Regions from separate parts of the Homo sapiens genome. Here region 2 is linked to region 1. Evidence: chromatin contacts called from ENCODE Hi-C data. All regions are on one chromosome and are shown on one strand. The core of a region is the stretch at or near the end of the contact, and the rest is flanking DNA. Distances in the headings are between cores, read along the strand shown.

Region 1 (3,382 bases), core at 266-2,765:
AAATCTTGAAATATCAAAATTATATAAGTATGTTTTCTGATCATTGTGGAATTAAACTATAAATATTTACAAAAAGATCATTAGAAAATCCTCATATATTAGGAATTTGGGAAATAATCTAAATAACTGATTTATCAAAAAAGAAATTACCACAGATACTAGAAAATATTTTGGACTAAATAATAATTAAAATACTGCACATTAAACTTGAGGCATGTAGTTACTGCTGTACTTGGAATTTATAGCCTTAAATCCCTATATCAGAAAAATAAAAATGATTGAAACCCAGTAATGAAAGCATCCATTACAACAATTTACTAAAACAATGACAAAGGTTTAATTTTAGTGTGGTCAGTGGGGGTGGGGAAGATGTTGCCAAGGGTGCTGTCTAGTTACTACTGCTGCATAGCAAAACACCCCAAAACACAAGGTCAAAAAAACAACCATCTTATTATGATCAATGACACTGTGGGTAAGGAATTCAGACAGGGTACAAGAATGACTTATCTCTGCTATATGTTGCCTGGGGTCTCAGTTGGGAAACTCACCTGGGGATGACTCAACTGCTGGGTCATCTGGAAGCTTCTTCTTTTACATGTCTGATGATTGATAATGGATATTGGCTGCATCTTAGCTGGGATGTCAGTTAGAACTCTTACATGTGTCCCTGCAATGTGATCTCTTCATGCATGCTAGTTTGGGCTTCCTCATAGCATGGTGGCAAGGTTCCAAAAATTAGCATCCCAAGAAAGCCAGGTAGAAATGCAGGGAATTATTATGGTCTAGCCTCAGAAGTCACATCACATCCCTTCTGTTGCAGTCACAGACCTGCCCAAACTCAGGGGGAGGGAACATATGCCTACATCTCCATGGGAAGAGTGTCGAAGAGCATGAGTGAAGAGGGACCTTGTTGCAGTCAGCTCTAGAAAATAGAATCTGTCATCAGTGAAGACAGGGATTAGAGTTAGAACAAAGAGTGCTAAACGGAACACTCTGGCCAGTTCCTTGTCAAGAAATCCCTCTCAGAAAAAATGTTTAACAAGCTAGAATAAGGTGTCGAGGGGAGAGGGACACTCATCATGCTACAGAGCAATCAAATCTCATCGCTGATTGGCCCCTTTCATTCCACCCCTTCTCATCACCATTCTCATCACCAACATCCGGTCAGCCACTGGTAAGGAGGCAGGGGTGGGGAGCAGTGGGGAAACTGAGTCACAGGAGGCAGTGTCTGGCACTGGGTCCACAGAAGTGATGAGCTCATGGCTAGAGGCTCTGAATGTGATTTCATGTGCAGGTGGCTGCTGCTCAGAAGGAGGAGAGGAGATGTATTCTTGGTGTGAGTGTTTCTACATCTCCTCCACTCCCTTCTCCCAAGAGGTGGCCCCAGACTAGGGACAGAAAAAAGAGATACCCCTCCTCCTCCCAGCTGCGTTTCTGCATGTCACTGTTCCTGCAGTATGAGCACACTAAGGCCCTGCACCCCCCGCTTGACACACACAGGCTTCTTCCCCTTTTCTCTAAAACAGAAACTATCCTCCTCCTCCCAAGATCGAACTCCTTGCTCACTCAAAGTCACTTCCCCTGTAAGCGTACTTTGAAGAGCCAAAGCCTCCCATCAGATATGGCTTCAGGATCATTTTTACAACTGACACCTCTGGAGTGGGGAAAAACAGGGATCCACACCTGTGAAGCCCCATTCCCGGGAGCCCTCCTCCTGACTAGCTGCACAGCTCATCTGAGCCCAGGTCTTGGACTATCACAGGAGGCTGGACACACCGTTCTCTATGGCAGACCCTGTTCCTGGGCTCCTGGATGAGGAAGGGTCACCAGCACACCTGACACAAAGTGAGGGGCCCAAAGGACACAGCCTAGGCACTAAGGGTGTCTGCCAGGGCCCCTCCAAGCACCTTGGGACCCTTATATCAGTAACTTATTAGCTTGTGTCTGATTCCTATTTCACAATCTAGAAACTGGAACGGTCATAATCCTACAGCCCTTTCCTCCCATCATAGTAACTTCCTCTTATATCATGGAACACATAGTTTTGCCTCTCTCAGCAGAGCAGAATCCAAGACCTCCCAAGAACAGACCTGCAGGCAGAGCAGGCTCCAGGGCCCACCATGATGCCCATACCTGCCTCTCGGCCCTGCCTGAGAGAAACAGCACAAACTATTTCGTCCAACCCTGCTGCTGCCTCCGGCTGCTGGGACTCACAGGTGAGTGCCCCCACCCTCAGGTACCATGATGCAGGGATGCTCTCCTGAGTTTGGCGGCGGTACCATTTCGCCACCTGCAGTGGGGCGGATGAATCTCTGTTGTCCTAGGGCCTCTTTCTTTGCCACCCCTTCCTCTTTAAGACACTTCCCTAAATAGTTTGTTTTATAACTAGTGTCTCCAAAACAAATCCTTCCAGAATTCTTCTTGCTTGGAGGGGTTGCTTTCTCTCCCATCCAGGCGTTTCCCCATGACAGGGGTGCCCAGTCCCTCTCACTTCCCACACCCCTGATGTCCTGTGAAGGTTCCACGACCCCCTAGGCCTGACCTGCAGGACCTGATGCCATCCTGAGAGAAGAAGTAGAGGAGCAGCATTTGACCCCTTGGTCCCCAGGAGGGAGACAGGGATGCTGTCATTAAGATGAGTACACATGGATGCATAGGTGATTAATAGATAGATTAGATAGATAGATAGGTAGATAGATAACAACAAGTACTACACATGCAATGTAGAACTATTAGAAAAAATTGCTAAATGGTCCTTTTTAGACTAGTAAGTCTCCCAGAATCTCAGAAACCTAGGATTACGTTCTTGATGCGGGTGTTTCTCCTGCCTGTCTACTCTCTTCTCTCCAAAGATGATCTGCACAGTCAGGAGAGGCAACCATTCTTCTCCCAGTGGTGTTAACATCTCAATTTAGAGTCCAACTAATAAAGTGGTTAAAAGCACAGGCATTAAAAAAAAAAAAAAAAACGACAGGCCGGGGTTCAAATGCAAGTTTCATCATTTGTAGGCTGTTTGACTATGGATAAGTTACTCAACTTCTCTGTGCCTCTGTTTTCTTGTCTGTGAAATCGGGATAAATAATAATGCCTTTCCAATACAGTTGTGGTGAGAATCAAACTAGTTAATTAATATAGTTAAGTTTTTGGAGTAATGTGTAGCACACAGAACCACCTATGTGAGCTCTGGTTGTTACAGCCTTTTAGGGCTTAATAAGTGCAAATATGAGCCCACGAAAATAGTCCTGCTGCATCCGGCCATTGCAACTCTCACTCTGTGTCTTTGGCAAGTCTATGTCTTCACTTAGAACTCACAGAAGTCATGGGAACTGAGAAAGGTCCATCAGGCTTGGTAGAAGAAGGAACTGAAAGCCAAGCAATGGTG
Region 2 (3,382 bases), core at 235-2,734, 780 kb before region 1:
GGGAGTCCATGGTTTGAAACTCTTTTTTGGTGTATGGTCTTACGAAAAGATCACTTTATTTATTTTATTTATTTTTATTTTATTTATTTATTATTATTTATTATTATTATTATTTTCTGATACAGAGTCTCTCTCTGTCGCCCTGGCTGGAGTGCAGTGGCGTGATCTTGGCTCACTGCAAGCTTCGCCTCCTGGATTCAAGCAATTCTCCTGGCTCAGCCTCCTGAGTAACTGGTGTTAATGCGTGCCACCATGCCCGGCTAGCTTTTGTATTTTTAATAGAGACGGGGTTTCACCATGTTGCTTAGGCTGACCTCAAGTGATCTGCCCACATCAGCTCCCAAAGTGCTGGGATTACAGGTGTGAGCCACCACACCCGGCCAAAAAGATCACTTTAGAACTTTAGCAACTAACTTCTTCTTGGAAAGAATAAAGATAGAGTATTTCTTTTCTTTCATTCATTCAGCTATTTGTTCATTTGTTAGTTTACTCATTCATTTATTCAATTTAAGGTTCTAATCTAAGTGACACAACCAAGAGGCAGCCTGGAAAGATCACTGGACTAGAAATCGAGACCTGAGTTCCATTGTCTTTTAGGGACACACTTGGAAATATTTACAGGTGAAATTATGACAAATGTGTAATGTCTAAGATTTATCAAATCATCTGTGAAAGAGAGGGTCGCAGATGAAATGACACCAGCCTTGAAGAGGTAATTGCTGAAGCTTGTGATGCAGACACAGGAGTTCATTATGCTTTTCTCTCTACTTTTATGTAGGTCTGAACTTTTCCATAATAAAAGTTAAAAGAGAGAAGGAGACACTGAGGTTACAAGCCCCACCTTGCCACTTGCCAACTTGATGATTGCACAAAGGTCTGTTCACCTCTCTAGGCCTTAGTTCTTCACCTTCCAATAGGGAAGGGAATTTTCAAGGGAAAGTTAGGACAAAGGTGCTCTGAGGTGTCTTTTGTAGTCAAGGGTCAGGGTTTATGAAACTTTGGCTGTCGTTTATCTGAACTGTGCAATGAGAGGCTGGACCAGGATCTCTGAAGGCTCCTCCAGCCTGTGTGTCCTACCCCTTCTCCTTGGAGTGCCTGTAAGTGGCAAGGCCTATGAGAATGGACAGTCTGGACACAGAGGGATCCTTGCCCAGGACAGGCCATGCCCAGCCTTGCCAGGCCCTCAGTGCAGTAGTGAGTTCTGCACCCCTTCCAGGAGGTCCTGGGCTGTCATGGCAGAGTCAGGCAAGACAGGGCCTCCTTAGAGATGGAAGGTTGCGCAGCCCTTCCCCATCTCCTGAGTCACTGGTGCTCCAGCCTCCAAAGTGGCTATCAGCACGGTCATCTCTGGCTGAAAGCTGAGCACTTCAAAGCTCCGCACAGGCCATAATTAGTTCATGGCCCAGCCCAGCTGGGAGGTCTGAATAGAGCATCTGGGAGGTGCAGCTGAGGAAATTGGCTCCACGATAAAGTGGTTTGGCCCTGGGGTGCGAGTGAGTCAGCAGCTGCAGGAGCCGCTGGCCTCACCCACTCTCTCCTAGGCCAAAGAGACTCAGCCTTCTAAGTCACCAGGGCTTTAATCCCACCTCTTCCAGGCCATTTGGTTTCAAGATTCTGTTCCAGGCTCACTTCCTCTCCATACTCTCCCTCGGCTACTAAGTTCCCTGGGCCCACCTTACTCCTTTCTTGCCAGGCTCAGTCTAAGACTCAGCTCTTTCCAAAAGCCCTCTCAGATGCACCCCGGATATTTATCATGCAGCTGAGAAGTTGTTCACATTTTTAACCAAGTAACTAGCTCATTAGCATGGACATATCCAACTCAAAAGTCAAGAGATCAAGAAATGCCTAAACCATGAAACATAGAAATAAATAAATAAAGGTTACAGGATTTCTGGGTAATTACTTAGTTTAAGAGGATTAAAGTAAAGAATTCACTTTGACTTTTCGCCTTTTTTTTTGGAGATAGGCTTTTGCTGTGTCACCCAGGCTGAAGTGCAGTGGCGCAATCACAGATCACTGCAGCCTGCAACTAACGGACTCATGCAATTCCCCCAGCTCAGCCTCCCAAGTAGCTGGGACTACAGGCATGTGTCACGATGCCTGGCTCCTGTGTGTGTGTGTGTGTGTGTGTGTGTGTGTGTGTGTGTGTATGTGTAGATGAGGTCTCACTATGTTGTCCAGGCTGGTCTCACACTCCTGGGCTCAAGTGATTCTCTGCCTTAGCCTCCCAAAGTCCTGGGATTACAGGTGTGAACCACTGTGCCTGATCACGACTTTTTGCATCTTAACTTACAACTTTTGAGCAGGTTGATCTAGGTTTAGATATTCTGGATGAATATTTTTGGAAACAGGGTCTTGCTCTATAACCCAGGCCTGAGTGCAGTGGTGCCATCATAGCTGACTGTAACCTCAAGCTCCTGGGTTCAAGTAATCCCCCTGCCTCAGCCTCCTGAGTAGCTGGGAATACAGGTATGTACCACCATGCTTGGCTAATTTTTGTTTGTTTGTTTGAGATAGGGTCTTACTCTGTCACCCAGGCTGGAGCGCAGTGGCATGATCTTGGCTCACCACAATCTCCACCTCCTTGGCTCAAGTGATCCTTCCACCTCAGTCTCCCAAGTAGCTGGGACTACTGTCACATGCTACCATGCCCTGCTAATTTTTTTTTGTTGTTGTTGTAGAGACAGGGTTTTGCCATGTTGTCCAGGCTAGTCTTGAACTCCTGGGCTCAAGTCATCTCCCCACCAAAGTGCTGGGATTACAGGTGTGAGCCACCGTGTCTGCCTATGCCTGGCTAGTTTTTTTTTAATTTCTGTAGAGACGAGGTCTCACTACGTTACCCAGGCTGGTGGCAAACTCCTGGGCTCAAGCCATCTTCCCACCTCCATCTCCCAAAGCACTGGGATGAGAGGCGTGAGCCACCACGCCCAGACTGGTTGGAGATATTCTCTACACAATGAGTGCAGAGCCATAGATGCCTTCTAGGGGATCTAGCTCGTGTGTGTGTGTGTCTGAGAGAGAGAGAGAGTGTGTGTGATTGTGTGAGTGTGTGTGTGTTTGTGTGTGTTGTAGGGGCACAGGCCTTTTCCATGGAGGCCTTGTTCTGGTCTGACTTGCATGCCGTGTGCCTTGAGCAAGCCACTTCAGCTCTCCAAGCTTGTTTCCCCATCTAGACCATGAATGAGGCAGCCTACCATCTGACACTCTGGGCTGTGCTCTGGGCTGTGGAAGAGATGAGTTAGGCAAAGGAGGTCACCACCTCCAGCTCAATCAGGGTCTCGCTTCCTTTCCCAGGAGGCCCAATGATGGAGCAGAGCCCTAGCTTTGCATTCTCCCATCCTTGGCAGGCACTCAAAGAGCAAGCTCCCTTTTCCTCTGAGAA

The links. A loop is a pair of places that touch in the nucleus more often than their neighbours do. Pooled maps may share reads with other maps.
Region 2: a loop to region 1 is called in a pooled map, with 2.7 times the contacts of the local background. The contact joins two enhancer-like sites. A Hi-C loop is called at or near these places in 3 of 37 single-sample maps with no recorded cell type and 3 of 50 pooled maps.

What each region holds. Positions count from the first base shown.
Region 1 is chr20:1,535,989-1,539,370 of GRCh38, reverse strand. SIRPD (signal regulatory protein delta) reads left to right here. Exons shown (of 4, transcript NM_178460.3): 3 at 2,061-2,216. The region is part of intron 2 of LOC105372499 (a long non-coding RNA gene); the gene reads right to left. Among named protein-coding and RNA genes, the nearest start is that of SIRPD, 20 kb to the left of the region's middle. Within about 2 kb of position 1,515, at least 13 of the 41 ENCODE cell types and tissues checked have a DNase peak (open chromatin) inside an H3K27ac peak, as active enhancers do.
Region 2 is chr20:2,313,298-2,316,679 of GRCh38, reverse strand. The region is part of intron 5 of TGM3 (transglutaminase 3); the gene reads right to left. Among named protein-coding and RNA genes, the nearest start is that of TGM3, 19 kb to the right of the region's middle. Within about 2 kb of position 1,484, at least 6 of the 41 ENCODE cell types and tissues checked have a DNase peak (open chromatin) inside an H3K27ac peak, as active enhancers do.